Linked DNA regions of Homo sapiens: regions 2 and 3 are each linked to region 1. A link is a loop called in an ENCODE intact Hi-C map of the cell type or tissue named here. Cell type or tissue: gastrocnemius medialis. All regions are shown on one strand. Region 1 holds the start of LOC105375409 (a long non-coding RNA gene). Region 2 holds the start of LOC124901699 (a long non-coding RNA gene). Region 3 holds the start of PDK4 (pyruvate dehydrogenase kinase 4).

The links. Hi-C counts contacts between places; a loop is a spot of excess contacts. Peaks named below come from ENCODE experiments on the same cell type or tissue, not always from the same donor. Only the 100,000 strongest peaks of a DNase experiment are listed, where the experiment ranks them.
Region 2: it touches region 1 in a loop (7-fold over the local background); 3 of 110 quality-filtered maps call a loop at or near these places.
Region 3: it touches region 1 in a loop (6-fold over the local background); 10 of 110 quality-filtered maps call a loop at or near these places.

The regions. Positions count from the first base shown.
Region 1 is chr7:95,655,689-95,663,688 of GRCh38, reverse strand. It overlaps LOC105375409 (a long non-coding RNA gene), which reads right to left and starts at 3,372. Exons shown (of 4, transcript XR_927774.3): 1 at 3,286-3,372. In gastrocnemius medialis, no CTCF peak of the experiment used is centred here; DNase peaks (open chromatin) are centred at 3,418 and 4,835; H3K27ac peaks cover 2,528 bases.
Region 2 is chr7:95,545,361-95,553,360 of GRCh38, reverse strand. LOC124901699 (a long non-coding RNA gene) reads right to left here and starts at 394. Exons shown (of 3, transcript XR_007060438.1): 1 at 1-394. It also overlaps a transcript of ASB4 not described here. In gastrocnemius medialis, no CTCF peak of the experiment used is centred here; DNase peaks (open chromatin) are centred at 3,010 and 3,440; H3K4me3 peaks cover 1,850 bases; H3K27ac peaks cover 6,785 bases.
Region 3 is chr7:95,595,180-95,603,179 of GRCh38, reverse strand. PDK4 (pyruvate dehydrogenase kinase 4) reads left to right here and starts at 6,664. Exons shown (of 11, transcript NM_002612.4): 1 at 6,664-7,016. The coding sequence starts at 6,887. It overlaps PDK4-AS1 (PDK4 antisense RNA 1), which reads right to left and starts at 6,501. Exons shown (of 3, transcript XR_001745287.3): 1 at 6,397-6,501. RefSeq lists a silencer at 7,089-7,383. In gastrocnemius medialis, no CTCF peak of the experiment used is centred here; DNase peaks (open chromatin) are centred at 1,948, 4,039, 5,802, 6,349 and 1 weaker place; H3K4me3 peaks cover 2,887 bases; H3K27ac peaks cover 6,676 bases.

The sequences.
Region 1 (8,000 bases):
TCATTCGTTAAATTTTACCATGAGATTGAGCAATTCAGTCATATCTTCAGGCTCCACTTCTAATTCAAGTGGCTATACCAATTTTCCTTCACAGAAGAAGTAAATGGAATTCCTGTTGCTTCACATCCTCACCAGTATTTGGTGTTTTTAGTGCTTTGAATCTGCTTACTTTTTAACTGGGTTGTTCATTTTCTTATTAATGAGTTTCAAGAGTCTGTGCATTTAGTTAATCGTTATTATAGTTTCTATTCCTAAAAGTTATATTTGACCATTTTAAAAATTGGCTGTGTAATTTTTTACAGTTTCCTATTTGCAGATATTTTCAAGCTTTTCCTTCGTTAAACTTATAGAATATAATTATTTAAAAATATTTGCTGACAATTCTTATCTATGTTGTCTTATGGCTTTATTTCTGCCACTTCTCACTCATGGTAGCTTGTTTTCTTGTGTGTTTTGTCATTTTTGACTGTGTGCTGGAAATTGTCCTTGAAACATTATTTGTGGAGAATCTTTGAGGCCTCAAATAGATACCTTCTTTCAGAAATCATTTGTATTTATATTAATGACAGAAGCTAGAGGCATTACCAGCCTATGACCAATTTAGACTAAAATTAAACTACATTCATGGCTTAATATTTTTGGAACTACTTAGGTGATGTGAATAGGACTGCACACCTTCACAATGACTAGTTTACAAATACAGATTCTACGGGAAAGATTTTATTTCCCTTCTTTGCTTAGCACAAATACAGTCACCTGGGTTATTTTGGGTGGTGTGGGTGATGAGTCCACCTCTTCTCATCCTTATCATAATAGTGTGGCTATTTGGAATCTCAGCTTAATGTGGGAGGGATCCTTTTTAACTCTCCCATTTCGGCATGCCCTGGGACTTGATGTTAAAATCAAAGTTCACAGTTGCAGAAACTGACAAAGGCTGTGGGAGACAATGGCACTGCATCTCTGGGTCCCCATTTTCTTCACAGGCTTCATAATTCCATACTCTCTTATCAGTTCTTTGATGTCTTTAAGTTTTTAAAATTATTTGATCCAGAATTTTTAGTTATGAAAGGTATTTATATTTGACACAGAATGCTTAGTTCTGTGAGGGGTTGGTCCCAACCTACCGGTTTGCTTTAGTCTCAGAAATGGAAGTGTCCCTTGTGGTCTTCTGAATCTTCTAGCCCTTCCATATCCTTTACCCTCCGTTCACCCTGAAAAGTTGTTATTGTCCAGATTTCTGACCATGGCATACTTTTTCATTTGAATATTTACTCCCTTGGTTTGCTGACAGCCACTGGCATGGGCTAACTTATCATCTCTGAGCTATACTTCCTTGTGGATGTATTTGCCTGCATCTCATTGAACTCAGTATTTTCTTAAAGCAGCTTCTCCTTTTGTCATACTCATCTATGAAACAGCACAATTTTCCCAGGCATCATTCTTAACATGTAGAGTCACATGAAGAGTTGTTCTTCATGCTGTGTAATCCATGCCTAACAGTGCTCCTCTCACAGGACTCATGTCCCCCAATCTTGTCAGCTCTCATCTGAGCCCCCACCGCCTTCTGCCTGGTTCCCTTCTCTGTAATCTTCCACCTTTGGTCTATTCTGAGCATTGCCTCCATCATTGAGCTCCCTTTTTCAGAAACCCTCCATGAATTCACATGGCTCGGTAGAAAAAACTCAGACTCCTTAACCAGCTGTCACTTCTGCCCTACATCATCTACCCTGATGCTTTCTTTCAGGTTTGTAGCCCACACCACACAGGCATCAGGCCAACTTAACAACTTGCAAATTTCTGAACACTTTGTATTTTTCCTACCTCTATACTCTTGTACATTCCATTTATGTTCTGAAAGAGTCTCCCTACTGAATCTTCCTTGAAATGTAATGCTAAATCATGCCAAATTCTAAATTTCACTTCCTCCAAAAAAGTATTTCTTCTTCATCTTAGCCTTCCTTTATTTTTTAAAACAAGTATTATTGTGTGCATTTCAGTTTCACAACATGATGTTGTGGGATACATATAGATTGTAAAATAGTTACTATAGTGAAGCAAATTAACATATTTTATCATCTCACATAGTTACTTTTTTGTGACAAGAGCAGCTAAAATCTACTTATTTTTAAAAGTTCTTAATACAATACAATTTTATTAACTATAGTCCTCGTGTTGTACATTCAATCACAGTAGTCAATGTATGAAAACAACCTAAGTGGCCATCGATGGAAAAATAGACAAAGAAAATGTGATATATACATAAACACAATGGAATATTATTCAGCCTTGAAAAATATGATATACATATACACAGTGGAATATGATTCAGCTTTAAAAATGGAGGAGAACCTACCACCTGCCAATCACCATATGAATGAAGTTGGAGTGCATTATTCTAAGTGAAATCAGCCACAGACAGAAAGAAAAAGATCACATGATCTCACTTAAATGTGGAATCTTAAAAAAAAAAAGATAGGGAGATTTAAGTCACACAATACAAAGTAGCTGCTATCTAATCTTCCTTTTCACAAAATAGAAGATTTATAGGTCAAAAGTGTTTATACATTGGCAGTTTCATATGAGTGAACCTAAAACCTAGTTCTCTGCATAAAATTAACATGTGGCTAATAAATATTCATTTAAATGTGTGAATTGACATTTTGAGAAAAATAAGCAATGCAGTCCAACAATGAAAGAAGGCCTAGCTTAATACTTTCAAATTAAGGAGTATTAAAACTGTATCTCTCTAAATGTATGAAGAATTATATATCATATGTATGCATGTGTGTATATATTTTATATATATAATATATATAATTGCCCAAGGATATTAGAAAGCACTGTGAGTACAGTGCAGAGAAGAATAAGGACAGTGAAAGTAGCAGTTACCAATGCTTGAAAGTAGCAGTTACCAATTGCTTGCAGCTCACATATGTTTCATAAAGCTGGATGTCAACTGATAACCTGTATATACACCCGAATGTACTTTGAATTAATTGACTGCAAGGGACTCTTTAAGAACAAAGTGTTATTATTGGAACAATACTATTGAAACATCATATGATAATTGGAAAATAAAGTCAGCGACTGCAATTTAACTTAAAAATCGAAGGAAATTCATTTAAGTGCTCTCTTGACATTTCACTTCTTGCTAAAATCTACTTTTAAAAGCCAAATTAACCAGATTGTCCATTAACATCGATCACATTAGCTATATAATTGCCAAAGCTCCATTTTACTTATGCCATTTGGATACAGCATAATATGAAAATAAGGACAATGTACCTTGCTGCATAACACACACTATCCACGTAACTTCTTTTACAATCTTTGAAAAGTGATCCTCTCCGCCTGAGCCTTCATTCAACTATGTGCCTACTATTTTACATTACGTAAGCATGCAACAGAGCCATTGGCAAAGACCTCTCTGATGTCATAAAAGGAGTGCTGCTGCCTTGCCTTGTGACAGTGTACCCTCTTATCTAGCCAAGAACACAGTTCATAAATAAATATGAATGAGACTTTGCCAAGATTGCCTTAATAGTACCAGTAATAAAAGATCCTGAACTGGAAAGCAAAGTCCACCTTCCTTTGCAGAATTGGCTACTTCAGTTTACCCAGTTGTCCTATGACTGAGGTCTTTATCACCAGGGAAACAAAGAATGTACTTTGAGGTCAAAGCAAATCTTCTGCAACTTTCCCTGTAAAAATAAAATGAGTACATTTTGTACCACCTGCATAACAGGAATAAACAATAACTGAAAAGATGTATACAATTTCGATACTTTACCCAATGAACTGATATACATCCAATGACAGGAGTCTTGACTTTTGACTGAATGTGTTTTAATAAATATGTGGATGTTTTTACTTTGTGTGGCATTCTGGTTTCTTTCTTTTTCATTTGCTCAAGATTGTGTGTGTTTGTTATACCATTGGTGGAGAGACTCTAGAATCTCCTCTATTTCAAACCAGAAGAACTCTCAGATGTATAGTTAATGGATATCCAGGATATTTGCAATGTCGTGTATGCTTTTAAAGCATGTTTGCTGAGGGAAAATAAAATCACTGAATCAAAGCCCTGAGTTTGATTCACAACTATTACTAACAAGGTATATAATCTTGAACAAGTTTTTTAGCCTATTTTTAAAAATCTAATTTCTTTCTATAAAATTAAAATGAGACTCTGCCCTTCTATTTTATTAATATGTCATGAGAATTAAAGTATATTTCATTAAAACCCTTTATAAATTGCAACATAGCATTCATATATCAGGTATTGCTGTTAATTTCTTTTACAGAAATGTTGCAGGACTTTTCCTTAGTTTAGCTAAAGACTGGGTTCTTGTCTGTCCCGTGGCCATAAAGATTTAGGCTCGAAACCATCGTTCTCAGCAAACTACCACAAGGACAGAAAACCAAACACCGCATGTTCTCACTCATAGGTGGGAACTAAACAATGAGAACACTGGGACACGGGGTGGGGAACCATCACACACTGGGGCCTGTCGTGGGGTAGGGGGATGGGGGACAGACAGCATTAGGAGAAATAGCTAATGTAAATAATGAGTTGATGGGTGCAGCAAAGCAACATGGCACATGTATACCTATGTAACAAACCTGCACTTTGTGCCCATGTACCCTAGAACTTAAAGTATACTAAAAAATAAATAATGTGGACTCACAGAAGGTTTAAAGGGTAAGTAAGGCTGGGTTTTATGGGGTGAAAAGGCGGGGAAGGGGGGGGTGAACACGGCCTTAAGGCCAGAGTCCCCTGCTAGAGCCCTTCCCCCCGCCATTGGAATACCAGGTTCCACACAGGAAGAGGCGGGGCCAGGCTCTTCCCCGCTGCAAAGGGTGCGAACCTCCCGAGGCTCCACCTCAGTGGGCAGGCTTGTTGGAGTTTTTCCAGGGACCCCCTTTCACCTGGCTGTCTCAGAAAGATATAATGAGAATAAAGAATACTTTGGCAACTATCAGTGTTATGCATCCCTTAATAACAGGTTGGTTTTATTTCCCAAATTACTTTCTGTTGCTGTTCTGCTACTACATTATTCAGACCATTAAAGGAAGATGGTGCATAGAGTGAACAGAGTTATGTATGGCCTGTTCTGTAATGCAAGTGGGATCTCTGTTCCCTGATTGCAGCATTATAACCTCTCATTATAGCATGCACTATAAGTCATCTTGTGCACAGGAGGCAGGATTGGATCTTCGGGTAATCTGTGAATAGTGACACTCTTTATAGCAAGGTTATTCTCTGTTTTTGGCATGATGGGGAGAGTTTCCAGAATACATGATACTACACCTTCATTAGACAGTTAGATATAATGATTACTAAAAAATCGATTTCTATTCCATGGAGCAGCTTCTAAAAGGGGCACAGTGAGGAAGATACACATCGAACAAAATAGCAGACTAAGAAGCATATATGACACCAAGCCAACTAATCATAAAATAACAATATCTTACACTTCATTAACACTTATTTGGTACCCCCCCCCCCAAAAAAAAAAAGCACAAACAAAACCCATAAACTTCTCATGTATGATTTTATTTGATCTTCACAACAATCTCAAGGAGTAAGCAGGCAAATTACGCTTACTGCCATTTCTACAGATATTCGGAGGGGTTAAATGACTTGAGCAAGTTCACAGAAATTTTCTCATTCCTCCTATAGTTCTTTTTCTAATATTTCTCACTATGCAAAAAGGCAGACAAAAAACATTCCACTAATTATGTTGCTTTATAAAATTTTTGTCTTACTATCTCAAATGAAGCTTGAGACTAGGTGAAGAGAATGTGAAGTGAAAGAAGAAAACACCAAAATAAGGTTCTTCAAACTGCATAAAATTGTGATGTATTAGGTTTACACATAGTGTTTTGAAACAGCCATCTAAGATCAGTGTGTAGCATTCATTTGAAATTTTTTGTAATTAAAATAATTATTTTTGAGACGGAGTCTTGACCTGTTGCCCAGGCTGGAGTGCAGTGGCGTAATCTTGGCTTACTGTGACCTCCACCTCCTGGGTTCAAGCGATTCTCCTGCCTCAGCCTCCTGAGTAGCTGGGAATCCAGGTGTGCACCACCACGCCCAGCTAATTTTTGTATTTTCAATAGAGACGGGGTTTCACCATGTTGGCCAAGCTGGTCTCGAACTCCTGACTCCGTGATCCACCCACCTTGGCCTCCCAGAGTGCTGGGATTACAGGTGTGAGCCACTGCACCCAGCCTAAAATAGTTTTTGAAAATAAACTTACTATAACTTTTGTGTAAGCACTTTAAGATACATTGAAATGAAAGGTATCAACTGATTTTTAGAAACTGTTTTCCAGTGATCTTCATGGCTCTGACCACATGGCCATACATCCTCAAATGTCATATACTTGTGCTGTTTTCATGCCACTCACACCAAAGAAATAAATGATAAATACATGCATGCATGGCTGAATGCCTGTTCAGAATTTAGAATTTGTCAGATAATTTTATAGGTTCTTTCATAAAAATTATATCTCTTATGGTCTGAGGAGACCTTAGGTTTTTCAAGAGAGAAAGTCATCTTCAATTAGGAGCCTGTAAATTATGGTAAACAGTAGATTGAAAATGTGAAATAGAAGAAAATTCAATGAATGAAGATAATATAATCTATAACTGCGGGACTCCCAAAATTAGACTGTGAGTTGCTGGATGGATGGTAGGTTTTTAATCAGTCTCTGTTCTTTCCTCAACTGGCAGGGAATAGGTGCTGGGTAATTATTTGTGGAATTGTTGGTTAGATGGATGGATGGATTGATGGATAAATTAAAGACAGCTCTCCTTCCAGTAAAATTTCATACAGAAACCACATTTTAAATTTATCTTGCACTTTTGAGCTCAAAATAAGCCCTGCGAGCAAGTCTTGGGCAAAACAGTCAGAAACTAACATTATTTTTTACTTTATTCTTTCTTTACCTTCCTGACTCTGACCTCTGGAAAAGCACCAAGTAACAAAGTAGCATGTGTTAATTGCAGTGTCATTTTATACAAATCCTCATGACATAGACAAGAAAGACATTATAATCAACCTCCTTTCAAAGACTAGAAAGCCAATGCTCAATGAAAGGAGTGCAGCCAAGATTTTTATCCAAGCCACCTGAATGTACATTCTGGATCTTTCCTATCAAACGTTCTCTGCAATCTCATGGTCCTAGAATCTCACTCTCAGATCTCTAGCAATTAATCCTCTAGTGGTTACATAATAAGTCATGATAGATACTCAAATTTAATGCTTCTGAGAGGTACTTAAAAATCTAGAAAAATGATAAAGCAATAAAAAAGTAACTTTAGAATCCAAAGGAGTGAAATTATAAAAGTCAAAGGACAAACTGCAGGAGTTGACATGTTTGGCCAAAACCCTACCCTCTGCTCCTCTTAAGTTACATTCTCAGAAGTACTTTGTTAATTAATTAATGTATTCATGCAGGAGGCAAAAGAGATAAAAACAAAGCATGATTTTATTTCTTTGTTAATGACACCTATAGCTGCTTATTCTGACCCTGCAGAGATGTTCCTTATAATGTTTTCAATAACACTTAATTGCAGCGGGGCTTAATACAACAAAATTACATTTCTTCAGCTATATTTTTTTTGCTTGTTTGTAAGTATATTCTGATTTGAATTAAAGTTTTGCCTGGAAAATGTGAACTATTTCAAATTTCAATATTTTCTATATCTTTTGAGAGTGTTGCCTATAAAGGGCACTTGGAAAATGTTTGAACTTATTTTTGTATTCTTTTGTTTCTTGCCTACTACTCTTTCGTTCCATTTTTCTTTACCCACACTCAAAGTTATTCTGACTTCAAACTTGAATTTGGATTGTGAAATCCTCAGGTAATACTAGGTGTTGTGTTAGTAAATAAATAATATTTATTTAGTGTAGAAGTTATCTGCACTAAAAAGGAGGTCTAAGAAATTGGCAAATATTTGAAAAGTGTGTTTTAACCAATAATATGAGACATGCT
Region 2 (8,000 bases), 110 kb after region 1:
AATTTCCATCACCTCACAGAGTGCTTGGCCTATATAGGGCTCAATAAATATTTATTAAATGACTACATAGAGTGAATGAATAGCTCAAGGTCATGCTTAGGAAATGGTGAACTGGAGTTCAAATCCTTTTCTTTTTTACCATCAATATCTCTCTAAACAAAATGTCATCCTAACACTAATGCTCATTAAAGCCATAGTACAGTGTCATATAAGAGTTTCTTCAGTCTAACTCAGTCATACCTTTCAGTGAAATAACCCATTTCTCTCCTCATATTGGAATCCAGTCCTGGGATGGTTCCACACACATGTGAAACCAATTAGCAGGTCCTAATGAAAGGTGACAGCGTGCTGGCAGCCCTCACAGCCCTCGCTCACTCTCGGGGCCTCCTCTGCCTGGGCTCCCACTTTGGCAGCACTTGAGGAGCCCTTCAGCCCACCGCTGCACTGTGGGAGCCCTTTTCTGGGCTGGCCAAGGCGGGAGCGGGCTCCCTCAGCTTGCAGGGAGGTGTGGAGGGAGAGGCGGGAGCGGGAACCGGGGCTGCGCGCTGCATTTGCGGGCCAGCTGGAGTTCCGGGTGGGTGTGGGCTTGGCGGGCCCCACACTCGGAGCGGCCGGCCGGCCAACCCTGCCCCCCGGGACAATGAGGGGCTTAGCACCCAGGCCAGCGGCTGCGGAGGGTGTACTGGGTCCCCCAGCAGTGCCGGCCCACCAGCACTGTGCTGGATTTCTCGCTGGGCCTTAGCTGCCTCCCGGCGGGGCAGGGCTCAGGACCGGCAGCCCGCCATGCCTGAGCCTCTCCCTTCCATGGGCTCCTGTGTGGCAGGAGCCTCCCCGACAAGCGCCGTCCCCTGCTCCACCGCGCCCAGTCCCATCGACCACCCAAGGGCTGAGGAGAGCGGGCACACGATGCAGGACTGGCAGGCAGCTCCACCTGCAGCCCCGGTGTGGGATCCACTGGGTGAAGCCAGCTGGGTACCTGACTCTGGTGGGGACTTGCAGAACCTTTGTGTGGACACTGTTTATCTAGCTAATCTAGTGGGGACGTGGAGAACCGTTGTGTCTAGCTCAGGGATTGTAAACGCACCAATCAGCGCCCTGTCAAAACAGACCACTTGGCTCTACCAATCAGCAGGATGGGGTGGGGCCAGATAAGAGAATAAAAGCAGGCTGCGCGAGCAAGCAGTGGCAACCCGGTCATCCCCTTCCAGACTGTGGAAGCTTTGTTCTTTTGCTCCTTGCAATAAATCTTGCTGCTGCTCACTCTTTGGGTCCACACTGCGTTTATGAGCTGTAACACTCACCGCGAAGGTCTGCAGCTTCACTCCTGAAGCCAACGAAACCACGAGCCCACCGGGAGGAAGAAACTCCAGACGAGCCACCTTAAGAGCTGTAACACTCACCACGAAGGTCCACAGCTTCACTCCTGAGCCAGTGAGACCACGAACCCACCAGAAGGAAGAAACTCCGAACACATCCGGACATCAGAGCGAACAAACTCCGGACACGCCGCCTTTAAGAACTGTTAACACTCACCGCGAGGGTCCGCGGCTTCATTGTTGAAGTCAGTGAGACCAAGAACCCACCAATTCTGGACACACTAAGCCTAGAATGAGCTTATTGTGCCTGGGTTTTACATTCTATATTTTGTGGTTGCATATGGTTGGTGAAATCTCTCCATGGCAAAATCCCTGACATTCACAAGTATTATTTTCCCCTGAGCTTTTCTATTTTCAGTTGCTTAATAAACAATAAGGATCTGTGTGACATTTATCATGTTAATTGCCGTAGGTTCTCAAATTCAGTCATATAAAGGCTGGTTGGTTATTCTAGGGACTTTAAACAAAAAGTATTGGACAGATGGATAGATGCATGGATAGATAGAATGGACTAAATACCTACATTTCAGGGAATTGATACCTTATGAATGCATCTTGATTAATGGCAATTTCATAAGCCAAAAAAGCAGTTGAGTCTCAGAAACTTGGAGAACTATTCAAACAGCTTTAAAACAAAAAGCTGTACCCTATATAAATACAAGGGATATGTGAATAACTCATTTAAAGTGCTTTATTTAAAAACTGGTCAGGCGCAGTGGCTCATGCTTGTAATCCCAGCATTTAGGGAGGCCAAGCCGAGTGGATGTCCCGAGGTGAGGAGTTTGAGACCAGCCTGGCCAATAAGGCAAAACCGTGTGTCTACTAAAAATTCAAAAATGAGCCTGGCATGGTGGCATGCGCTTGTAGTCCCAGCTATTCGGGAGGCTGAGGCAGGAGAATTGCTTGAACCTGGTAGTTGGAGGTTGCAGTGAGCCAAGATCACACCATTGCACTCCAGCCTGCGTGACAAAAGCGAGACTTTTATTTAAAAACGCATGGTTGATTCTTCCCAGTATTATTATAGAGGAAAAAACATGGTAAATATTTAATTTTAGAGCTGGGGCCAAGTTGAAGACACCAAGGATTTAAGAAAACTTTGGGGAAGGGGTTGGAAAGACATCCTGTACATGGAAGAGAAGAGTCAAGTTTTTTCTCAACATTGCCTGCACTGGCTGAATTTCAAGTAACCTTTGCCGTCCTTGCTGAAGCTAAAGCAGAGGACTAATGAGGAACAGCAACAACTCAGACTCTTCCTGGGCAAATGGACAAAGTTGTTGACTATTTTCCTTGGGTTCTACCTCAAAGATCCACGGCCTGAGTCTCTGAGATGCAAAACAAATGCAAGCAGAGGGAACATATTTGCATTTGGGTTTGGACAACAAGATTACAGGTGCCCAAAGAGGTATAGCGAGCTCCAGCAATAATTTTTCGACTGATCAAGAGATTAAGAAGTGCAGGGAAACAGTTTCAGGTTTGCTTTTGAAGGCTAGAGGAGCACAGAGGGGCGGTAATAACTCAGCACCACACAGTGTCCCCTTCCGAGACAGGAGAGAAGCCTTGCTTGTCTATTCTTGGCACTGATCAGACTCTCTTATAAGTTTCTGGCAACCTCCCAGAGAGAACGGCGTGTTCCCTGCTGAGTGTATAAAGGGCTTGGAAAACATGTTTGTGTGTGCAACCCTGTGGGCAGGGCCTGGCTTAGTCTCTCTGTGTCACATAGTTCCTCTCTGGAGTGTCAGGAGGCAGCCTTGGACTTTTAGACCTGCTGTGCAAGTCTTCAGAAGCTAAGATAGTCCCCAGGTCCAGTCTGTGTACGTTGCTGTGTTTCCATCATCATGGAAGAGATAAATTTTTAGGGAACCTGGATGTTCCTGTAAACCATGGTTCATAAAGTATTCTGTTGCAAGGAGTAAATACAGGTTGGATTTCAGCTAACCTCCTATTATGGTCACAAAGCCTTCCTTTGGAAACTTGCACCTGTTTTGCCCAGTGAGATTTGGCCAGGCATGATTACTCACCCTGTGGGAACTAAGATAACACAGATTAACACCAGTGCTCCTTGCTGCCATCTTGGAGCTAGTGACTCACTCCCTGCTCGTCAAACTCCCTTTTCAGAAGAGTGAAATTTGAGCAGAAGGAAGGATTAGTCAGCTTGGCCTGACAAGCCCCTAAGGAAGCTCCTAGGGTTTCCAGTAAACAGAAAAGGGGTCTTTAGAGAAATTGTGAGCTCCTAGACCCTCTGGGCAGGCAACCTAGGTCCACCTGTCAGAGTCTAATAACAAACAGCAACCAAAATATTTTAGAGTATCTTAAAAACAGACTGTAAGATTTCATCATTACAGACCTGTTCTTGTGAACAACGTAAATCCATTTTAAAAATGGAGTCTCGGCCGGGCGCGGTGGCTCACGCCTATAATCCCAGCACTTTGGGAGCCCAAGGCGGGCGGATCACGAAGTCAGGAGATCGAGACCATCCTGGCGAACACGGTGAAACCCTGTCTCTACTAAAAATACAAAAAAATTAGCCGGGCGTGATGGCGGGCACCTGTAGTCCCAGCTACTAGGGAGGCTGAGGCAGGAGAATGGGGTGAACCCGGGAGGCGGAGCTTGCAGTGAGTGGAGATCGCACCACTGCACTGCAGCCTGGGCGACAGGGCGAGACTCCATCTCAAAAAAAAAAAAATGGAGTCTCCTATGGAACTTTCTGGAATGGAATCTAGTGAAATTCCTCCATCTTCCAATATTTCAGGCACTTTAACCACTTTCTTAATATGGTCTAGCACTGTAGTTATCAAGTGCACTCTCTTTCTATATCCCCATCCTCCCGTAACTCTCTCCTAAGTGTCAGGGATTTACTGGACATCCCCATCCTGCTATCCCATAAGCCCCTCAAAATCAACATGTCCAAAATTAATTTTGTCATAAGAAACAGGATAGCATAATGGTTTTAAAACAAAGCAAAACACACAGGCATTGGTATGCAAGTGATTGAGTTTGAATCCTGCCTCTACCTTTAATTACCTGTGAGATCCTAGGCAATTGCATAATCTGTCTATACTACAGTTTAATCGTCCATAAAATAAAAATAATAGTATTTTCCTCATAGGGTTATAGTAAGAATTAAATAAATTAAAGCATGTAAAGGAATTAGCATCATTATATTTTCCATGTCAGGTTTGCTATAAATAAGAGTTAAAAAATGAATGAAGCAACACAGTTAATGCTTAATCTAATACTTAGTCAAGCTACTGGTAACAAAAAACTCAAAACATGAAATACAGATTTGAGAAGTCCAGATTTCAGCAGCAATTTTGATAATTAGTAACTAGACCTTGATTAACATAACTTTTCTAGTCCTCATTTCCTCATAGTCAAAATAGGGATGGCACTAATAGCTACCAACTGTGGGGTGTTGACTATGTGTTAGGTACCATTGCTGAGTACTTTATAAGCATTACAAATAATAACACAAAAGTTTAGTAATCATTTTGGAATAATCACTGATGGACAATATAACATTCATTCATTCTTAAAACAGTATACACTGAGTGACTATTAAATGCTAGGAGTTGAGATACAAAGGGAACAAATGACAAACTATTCCAACAGACAGTTCACCAAAGAAGATACACAAATAGCAAATAAGCAAGTGAAAAGCTGTTTAACATCATTAGCCCTCAGAGAAATACAAATGAAAAGTACAGAGACTTATCACTATTTACCTATCAGAATGGCTAAAATTAAAAAGACTTACATCACCAACTATTGACAAGAATGACAGCAACCGGAACTCTCATATTGCTGGTAGAAATGCAAACATGTACATCACTTTGGAAAACAGTTTGGTACTTTCTTGTAAAATTAAAGTGGCTGACCTTGAATTTCACTTCTAGATATTTGCCCAAGGGAAATGGAAACATGCCCACAAAAAAGATTTGAACAAGAGTGTTTACAGCATATTCATCCATTGTATTAGTCAAGACTCTCCAAAGAAACAGAACCCGTAGGTTATATATACATAGAAAGAGAGATAAAAAATATGTTAAGAGATTGGCTCAGATGATTATAGGGACTAACAAGTTTGAAATCTGCAGGGGAAGCCAGCAGGCTGGAGACCCAGGGAAGAGTTAATGTTTCAGTCATGAATCTGAAGACAATCTGGAGGCAGAATTCCCACTTTCTCAGGGGACCTCAGTCTTTTTCTTGTAAGGCATTCAACCGATGGGATGAGAACAAACCCCATATTATGGAGAGTGATCTGCTTTACTCAAAACCTATTAACTTAAATGTTTATTACTTCTAAAAAATATTTCCACAGCAACATCTAAACTGATGTTTAACCAAATATCTGGATACACATAGCCTAGCCAAGTTAACACACAAAACTAACCCTCACATCTATTATTACCCTAAGCTGGAAATAACCCAAATCTTCATCGCTAGGAGAATGCATAAATATTTATTTTGGTATATTCACAGGATGGAACACGATTAAGCAATAAAGAAGTATAAACTACTAATATATGCAAAATATGGATGAATCTCCAAAATATTATGTTACGAGAATGAAGCCAAACACATAAGAATATATGCTGTATAATTCTGTTTTTGTGAAGTTCAAAACCAAGTAAACCTAACCCATGGTGATAGAAACAGTACAGTGGTTGCCTGTGGGAGATAGGAATTTACTAGAAAGAGACAAAAGAATACATGAAGATATTCTGGGGTAATAAATGTATTGTTTACCTTGACTAAAGTGTTGATTATAAGGGTATATACACTTGTAATCATTCATACAATTATCCATTTTAAAGTTGTGTATTTCACTATTGGTAAATTTTACCTTAATCTTTTAAAAAACTGAAGAGATTACAGTTCCTTCTTTTAAGGAGGTTACAGCCTGGTGGTAGAGACTGGCAGACAGGCATTTACAACATAGTATAAGTGAGGTACTTAACCTAATTCGCCTATTAAAGCTTTTAAAAGGGGACGTGGGAAATTGGAGTGGTATTTTTGAAAGCACCCCAGGTATCTGAATGTGCAGACTCATCAGTTTCCCAATGAAGGCCAAGACTTTGCCATTATTCACCTTTGAATCCACAGCAGGTACAGAGTCCAGCTCAATAAATATTTGTTGAATAAATGGCAAAATTCTATGCTTCTCCTGACCAAAGAAAACCAAAAGTGAAATCCTGTGCCGGCAGCCCTGCCTTCTAACTCCATCCAGCTTTTTATTTATACAATTCGAGACCAAGAGCCTGTGAGAGGATTGAGAATGAAATCCAAGGATGACAAATGTATTTCACCTTGCCTATCAACTCTAAGCAATTGGAAGTAACAGTCCTTACACTGTACTGAGAAGAACTCTGCGGCTGAGTCTGGGCTCAAAAGGAGAGAATATTTTGGTTGGTTATTATTGTCTGCCGTAGGTGTAAAAAATAACACACCCCACTTTTGCCATCCCTGAAGAGCTCAAATTCAAGCACCACATAATATCAAAATAAGATACAGACACAGCATATGTTCAATGAGTCAACCTTGCTCCAACGCAGAAAAAAAAATATTTAAGAATCATTGGAAACTAAATCAAATATCTACACATTGAAAGAGGGCCCATATTAATTTATTTAGATGCGGCCCATGTCTACAAATGGGCAGATTTCCTTCAGTGGGCTGCAACTGGAATATCACTGAATATCTATTCATATGCTCACATATTTTTGTTAGATATGTGTGTGTCTAACCATTTGTGGAATGTGCAGGGTCTACAAGTCAGTCACTTACAGAAATCTAGAATTCAAGCAGGGTGGGACTATAATAATAATTGCAATTTATTAAAAGTTAACCAGGTGCCTGACATTGTACTAAACAATTATTGCTCCTAGTTACAAAGGTGGGAACTGGGCCTCAGAAAATATTAAGTGACAGGGAGGAGTTCCAACTCTGGCATGTCTGATTCTATGCATTACTCTGTATGGCTACCTATTCAGCTATATTATCTCAATAACTAATTCTTTTATGATTTTCCAGAAGGGAGCAACTCTGTGACCATACCGGTGGAGATGTCTGACTATGTGCAAAAGTGCATGGGACACCTGTGACTCAGATGGCATGATTAGGCTTCTCTGGCATTGCCTGGGATGGGCAGAAACATGCATATCTCATTTTGGAGGCTTTTCTCCTGTCTCTTTGGTAGTTTTTAATCCTAGCTTGGTCCTGATCTCTCACCTGCAATCTATTGCTAGAAAGACAACAAATGCTATTCTTGCCAGTTGTTGACAGACCCTAAGAATATATCAACATTTACTCTACATAAGTACATGCTCACACTGAGATCCTAGCCACGAAGAAGCAAAACAAAAACAAAAACAAAACCACACCCAGGAATGAGAACAAGAAACAATAAGGGAAGAGAGAAATGGAGAGAATATGAAAGAGACAGAAAGAAAAACAGGGAGGAAGAAAGAAAGAAGGGAAATTGAATGAATGGAATTACTAATGAAATTGTCTATTTCAGTGCTACACAGAGAGAAACTAACTGCAATGTTGTTTTTTTCCTTCCAGATTATGTAACCACAGGACAGAAACCTATGGTTCTAAAATCATTTCCTGATACCCAGATCT
Region 3 (8,000 bases), 61 kb after region 1:
TGGCCATGCTGGTCTTGAACTCTTGACCTCGTGATACACCTTTCTCGGCCTCCCAAAGTGCTGGGATTACAGGCATGAGCCACCGCATCAGGCCATATATTTAGAATGGTTTTAACTAAGGCTTAGTGGGTTTAACTAGAGTAGTTTTAATTAGATTTGCCAAGTGAATGTAACAGAGAGAGAGAGAATTAAGGGTTTTCCCAAGAGCCTAATTATAATGTTGGTTCATGGAGTCCATGCTGGATAAGAGGGGAAGAAAAGACATAAGAAGAACGAAGGAAAGTAAAATGGTAACCTCAATGAGATCAGGAAAGGCTAAGGGGTATAGGAAGCAGTATTGGGTGTGGAAAGATTTCAGGCTATGATGTCTGTGATAGAAAAGGGAGCATGGAAAGCAGCATTGAGCAGGGACAGAGATGCCAATCTGACAAAGTCTCAGCTCGGGTCTCCAGACAAAGAATTCCCATCAGAGGGATCCTACATTGAGGAAAAATGGCCAGGCCCTTCTAGATCCTCCTCCTTCACTGTGGGGGCTGCCTGAGAAGGGCGTGGCGTCAGCTCAAATGCTGTCTGGATCCCAAAGTTTCTGTAGCTGAAGGCTGTTAGCTAATTTCATTCCTTGCAACTAACGGCAAGCACTTCCTTAAAAGAAATCTCAGGGCAGACCTCAAAGCTGCTACAAAAATCTATGTCATTCATTATATCAGCTGCATAGTGTAGTGCATGGGTGTATCATTTATTTACACTATGGATTATTGGCTAAACAAGTTACTTTTCAATTTTTGTTTTTACAGGTAATGCTACAATGAACAATCTTGTACATCTATCTTTATTCTCTCTGTCAGTAAAAGTGTAGGATAAGTTGCCAGAAGTGAAATGGCTGAGACATGGGGTAGCTATCTTTAAAATTTCTATAGATTCTGCCAATTGCCTTCCAACAAAAATTTGCCAATTTCACCCCCACAAATAATATAGGAGAGTGTTCATTTCCCCAGGCCTTGCCAAGGAGATATTAGCAATCTTTTCTTTATTTGCCAGTCTACTGTTAGAACAATCGTGGCTTATTATCTTTTTACTTTTTATTTTCCCATTCACTCATTAGTTTGAGCATGCTTTTATAGGCATAGTACACATTTGTTTTCCTTCTTCGGTTATTTTTTCATTTCCTTTATTCACCTTTCCTTACTATTTTATAAAAGCAAACGTCAAACACAATTGAGAAATTCCTTGCAGGGGGAAAAAGAATGCTTAACCTATATTTGAAACTGATGCAAAATTCTTCTCTTTCCACAAAAAGTCAAGATGTGCTAGCTTCAGGATTTGCTTCCTTTTCTTTCCAGATAAGACTGGAGCCGCAAGTGCAAAAAGAAGAATGAACCCATTTGCTATGATGTAGGGAAAAGATTTTGGCCTTGATAAGTAAAAGGAGGCCAAGAATGAAACAAAGAGCTGCCCCAGAAGGAATATTGTGCACAGAAAAAAGGTAAGATATAGCTGTAGGCTGATAGGAGAGGGGAGCCTTGTATAAAGAAACTGGGGACAGAATCTCACCCATCTATCTTCACTTCTCAGCAAAGGCTTATTAGCCTTTGAGTTCTCATCTTCCCTTCACGGTAATTAGTCATGACTCTCCTACAGTTTCTCATTAACTCAAGGTGTTCCCAGACAAACCCGTCACTTGCACTACTGGTCTTTCCTTAGTCAACCTATCCTTTTCTCCTGACGCTTTTGACTTCCCTGCTTCTATCAATAAAATCACCTCCTCCCAGCAGCACAGGTTTAGAATATTAGAGAACTTTAAAAAATTATTCATTAACAGATTTGACAAAGCCTAGAGATACTACCAACAGATGGCTCTTTTCGTTCCCTCTCCTCACTGCTCCAATGCCTTTCTTCTTTGTCTGCCTATGAATGTCTGCTCCACCTTTATAAGTCAGATGACCTATGACTTCCTCCAAGGAAGCCTCCCCTGGCTGCTGCTTGTCCCCCCAGTACACATACCATATATGCCACATTCTATTTTTTAGATTATTTTCATGTCTGTCTCCCGTCTTTGAAGACAAACTATGCCTTCTTCATCTTTATGTCCTCAGCATTAATCACAGTGCCTAGTACATAGTAGGTGTTCAATAAAGTTTAGTAGAATTATTTAACTGCTAACAAATTTAAACAGAAAACACATTGCTCCCTGATTTAAAGGCTTCAACAGTTCCCTGCTGCTTACTCTAGAAATCTCATAGACCTCATACTAGCATTTCAGGCTTTCATGAGATAACTGAATCTTCCTTTCCTTCTGCCCTTAGGGTACTCTAGACAGCAGCCAGGTGAAACTAGTCATTATTTCTCCAATGTATCTCTAGCTCCTACATCTGTGCTTTTACTCAGTCTTGGACATTTTTCCCCACTGTCTACCAATTATTTGCCAAAATCTTGCTCATCTTTCTACAGCCATCCCAAATGCCAATTCTAGTAGCATTTCCTGATCCCCAACATAGCTCTTCCTCCAAACACCCCAGATCACCCTTAACATATCCACTGTCTGGCACCATCACTACTACCACCAATACCACCACAACCAGCATTGCCCATGGCGTGAACCTTTCTTATGGGCTGCTTTTTAAATGCATTTAATTATAGCATTTTGCCCTGAGGATTAAATGAAAATCTAATAAATTAAAAATAATTAGTTATTGTTTTCCATCATCAGCTAATAATCTGAGGTGCATGAGAGCAGACGCTTTTGCACCCATCAGGGCACCCAGTCCAGCTCCTGGCACCTAGTATCCTCTAGGTTAACAGTAACTATAAGAAACATCAGAGACCAAATTGTGGGTTAGATCCTGCTTTTCCCAGTAGCTTCACCAATATGCTTTCACCAGTATTCCCTCTCATCCCCAATAGAAGCTCATTCCATTTCTTTTAATTGTCGTTTACTCAAGAAGACCTTCCTTGACCACCAAATCTAAGGTAGTTCCAGCCTATTACACTCTTCACAATCATTTTCTTCTTAGCCCTTGTCCTATCTTAATGTATAGGCTTATTGGCCATATGCTTTTGTAATGCCAATTTCCCCCACAAGTCTATCATCTCCATGAGGGAATAGATCATGACCGAATGGTTCCCTACTGAAACAGCCATCTCTTAAATCATCATTTGTCTATTACGTATTCTGTAGATATGTTCTCCAAGTCTGCTGTTCATATTTTAACTTTAATATTCTATGGTCAAGTCTGTTAATCTTTCCATCATGTCTTCAGAGTTCCTGTTACGGGCATTTTAAATTGCTTCCTTGGAATACGATCCTGAGGTGGAAAAATTGTATAGACTTCCCTTTAAGGGATCTGATGGATTTTATCAAATTGGCCATCCCCCACCCTCTGGAAAAAGTGTGACTTGCATTCTCAAAGTTCTACCCGTGGCCTTTTGTTATTAGATTTTTTCCAGGCAAGCTGGACAGAACTTATTTAATGCTAGGTAAGGTGCCACTGAAAATTTTAGGAACCAGGTATCTCAAGCAGGGATGTTCAGCATTGTATGCAAGGGAACAGCTTTGATTACTTCTTCTATTCCTTAGCATTAGTCATTTAATAGTCTTCTCATGGTTTACTTTTACTCAAATGAATGCATGGATTTGTCATATCCATTGCCCCCAAATAATATTTTTGCTTCACCTCTGTCCCAACTGGATCACCTCCAAGATTTGTGTTCAACCTGAGAAGAGAAGTGCCACTCTTTTCCCAGGTCACTCTCTAATCATGGTAATACATAGCATCTTAGCCAACTGGGTAAACAACTTGACCTGACCTTTCTAGGCCAGCTATCATGAATGCTGCCAATTATAATAACAGTTCCCATCATACAGAAATGACACAGAAGAATGCAATGCACTGTGAGAGTAACTTCATAAATATTATTAGAAGGGATGACATAGAGACAAAATTTTGGCAACCTCAGTTCACATTTAGCCCTAGGTCATCTCTGTGAACATCATATGATTTCACCTGATCTTTAATCAGCCCACAGCACATAGAATAGTAGTGCTGGGTAAGCTAGGCTGGGCAATCAATGTACTTAGGGACATGGGACTTTCCTAAATTAGACTTGCCTGTAATGCATAATTTCCATTGCCTTTCCTCTGAAAATCAGAGTATAATTCTTTGTAATATATATTTTTGCTTATTCCAGGTTCCATATACAGTGAGAAAAGCAAATGCATGCTTTACTTTTACTTATGTTCTTAAGACCCAATCTAAGAAAAAGAAGGGATTTTTACCTTAAATTTACTTGCTTCATCAAAGAGAGTCTTATTCAGTTTTTTGGCTACTTGAACACATTTCGTTGCTGCATCAAGCTATGCAAATATTTAATAAAGGATTCCAAGTACAAAAATATAAATAATAGTGGCATCAAAACCTGTCTACAAGTGGAGATGCAATTTGGAACTTGCCCATATTCCCACAGCTGTTTCAGCTTAAGATAAGTGCTTGAGCTGTTGTGTTTTTGGTTTTTTTGTTTTTCTGTCCCACTCAAGTGCAACTGCTAGAGTCTATACTTGGATCATCCTTGAATATTCTCTAAGAACCCAGGCCCCATCCTCTTCATTGGAAGATCATAAATATTGCATGTCTTCACATAGCTGTTTCTCAAAGGTCTGAAAAAAATATTTGGTCATAACAGGAAGTCTCAAATTCTCGACCATCTATAGGTAATGTATAGACAATGGGAGAAATAGTAGGAGAGCTAATATGGTGCCTCCAAACAGGCCACATAACTGACACAGGGTTTGCCAGGACTGTTTCAGATCCCTCATAATGGTGTTGATTTTAGAGAAGCAAAATTGATACCTATTAGACATCCAAATGGAGAAACCAAATAGGCAATTGAATAGGAGAATCTGGCTCTTGGAAGAAAGTTTGTGCTAGAGATAGAATTGGAAATCTGTCCTGTGATTTAATGCAGTCTCCTAGACGAAGAGGGCAAAGGATGACAGCAGAGCCTAGGATCACTCATGACTTTCAGAGTTGCCCGTTCTGCTTATAAATGCAGGGCAGGCTGGGCGCAATGGCTCACTCCTGTAATCCCAGCACTATGGGAGACCGAGGTGGGTGGATCACTTGAGGTCAGGAGTTTGAGACCAGCCTGGCCAACATGGAGAAACCCCATCTTCACCAAAAATAGAAAAAATTAGCTGAGTGTGGTGGCGTGTGCCTGTGATCCCAGCTACTCAGAAGACTGAGGCAGCAGAATCGCTTGAACCTGGGAGGCCGAGGTTGCAGTGAGCCGAGATGGCACCACTGCACTCCAGCCTGGGAGACAGTGTGACTCTGTCTCAATAAATAAAGTAATTAATTAATTAATTAAAATAAAATAAACGCAGGGGGAGGAGGCCAAAAAGGTTTTTTATAACAAACTATCATTTTTAACACCTCATAAATTCCCATTCTATTACATTTGTAACCAACTCTCTTACTCCCAACTTTCCCAAACACGGTGGCTTCATTCCCTAGTCCTTTTAGAGTGTCGGGAGAGGAAAAGGAGGTTAGTATGACAGGGTAATGTGTCTCAACCACTGTCATTAATTTAATAAATATTGAGTAGTGAAAAAGTAGGAATCACAAAGCTGCATCAGACAGGGTCCCTACCCTGATCTCTTTCAGGAAAGGGGGGAGTCAGAGAGGGATAATATAAAAACATAAATAGCTATAGAATAGTACCATGAAAGACCAAGGCCTTATTTGGAAGAAGTGAGGAGAAGTAATCAAGGAAGACCTTTTGCAGCAGACAGCTTGTGCCAGACATTTGAGGGTAGAATGGAATGTCTTAGGTAAAGATTTGGAGTAAGGACATTTCGTACAGGGCAGAGTGAACAAATTCTCTGATCACCGCAAAAGGTAAGGCAAACTGACAAATTGATCCCTTTTTAATTTTGTTTTTAATTAACAGAACTAAACCTAACGGAAAGAATGTGTTGCCGGAGAAGAACGAATTGATGGCCTTTTATTACCACAGGAAAAAGTAAATGTATCTGGGCAGCCCCTCAAGTCTCAGCAAAAGGAACGTACAGTTCCTGCCATGTGCCGGTCTCTTCTGAAGAAAAGGGGGCGGTGGGGGTGGGGGCGCAGGTCTTTAGGTTGTTTATTCCTTTCTCTCTGTCCAGTGGCAGAGAAGCCCATACTTTTGAACGCAGCTTGTTGGCTACTGTAAAAGCCCTGCTCTGAGCAAGGACCAATGAGCACGCGGAGTCCAAACTCTTGGAAACAGTTTGTGGCCAGGAGTACTTGACATTGAGACAGCCTCCGAGTTGTAAACAAGGGCGAGCCTGGGCGGGACCCCAGCCCACGCGACTCGGAGCCCCGTCCCAAGAGGCTAATCTTAAGCCCACGTTGCCCCAGATACCTGTTTCTGCTTCCTCTTCCCTGTTCTTCCCACCCTTTTTCCGTCACAGCCGCGGGCACCGGTGCCAGGGCACTCCGTGGTCACCGTGCCAGGCCATTCTGTGATGACCGCGGCTGGAGGGGCGGAGCCCATAGTTCTTTCTCTGATCTGATTGGCGCGACCTGGAGTTCAGGACGCGTTTCCAAGTTCCAGTGACTCCTCCTGTTTGGGACTCGGGGGGAGAGTGCGGGGAGACAAATAAAACCTCGGGCGGCGGCGGCTGGTGGGAAGACTTGAACTTGAATCTCGAACCACTGCATCTCCGACTCTGCCCAGACTCTTCACTCCGCGGCACCCTCAAACCCCAGCCCAGGCCGGGGCGCACAAGCCAGCCAGCGCACCTGCAGTCCTCGCCCGGACGCGCCGCGCCCCCTCGGAACCAGGCTCTGCTCCGAGCAGCCTTCGCCCCTCAAGCCAGCCACAGTCCCCGCCAGGCCGGGTGGGCGTCAAGATGAAGGCGGCCCGCTTCGTGCTGCGCAGCGCTGGCTCGCTCAACGGCGCCGGCCTGGTGCCCCGAGAGGTGGAGCATTTCTCGCGCTACAGCCCGTCCCCGCTGTCCATGAAGCAGCTACTGGACTTTGGTGAGAGGGGACACAGGGCCCAAGCTGGGTCCTAGGGTTGGGGAACTGCCTTAACTTTCAGCCTTGGTAGAGGGAGGGCTAGGCTCAAGCTAAAACAACTGGGGTTCACTTTGCTGCTGAGCCCTGGAGCCTCGACGCCAGCACACCTTTCCTTTTCCTAGATTTGGTTACTTTCTGACAGGGGTGCCTCCAGGTCAAGGCCACCTGCAAGCCTGCCGACGCTGGATGGTTTGACTTCATCTGCACACTCTTCTTTCTGACCCGCTCTTCCAGTCAAAATACTTTTTGCTTTCGGTCACCGTTTAACAATGGACTGGAAACTTTATCCTCTCCTTCACAGCATAGTACTGCTTGGAGAAGTTTCTGAATAGTATTAAATAGCCTCAAATTAACAGATTTTATTCCTTAGCCACCTGGCATCCTTCCACAGGGTACATCTCTCTGCATTCCTGACAGATTTCTTTGTCTCTTTATCATTATAGTTTTCCATATATTTGCATTGTTGCTGAAAATATTTACACATTTGTTGCAGTAATCTTATAAGGAAGATTTCAAGGGTTTAAATGTGATATCACTACTCTGGAAATATCACAGCTCCCCCTCCAGCCTCTTATCCCCCAACTCCAATTCCATGTCCCCACTCATTAAAGGATGTTGTGTTGTTGACATTGTGGTGTGACCGAATCCTGCAGTCTTTTATAAATTCTAAGAACTGTGGGATATTCTTACTTCTTGGAAGTGAATCCTCTTCAAAAAGAGAAGACAATAATTCTCCTATATCTGTCACTTTTTAAAAGAAAGAAGGAAAGACGAAAGGACGAAGGGAATTAGTCAATTAAGGAGACAATCGCCCCTGAATTATCGATTAACAGTAACCCAACTGAGAGTGAAATATAATTTTATAATATATGTGTGTTCAATATTTGATAGTTAATGCTATTTAGATATATCATTTAGACACACTTTTTCTCAAAACTAAATTGA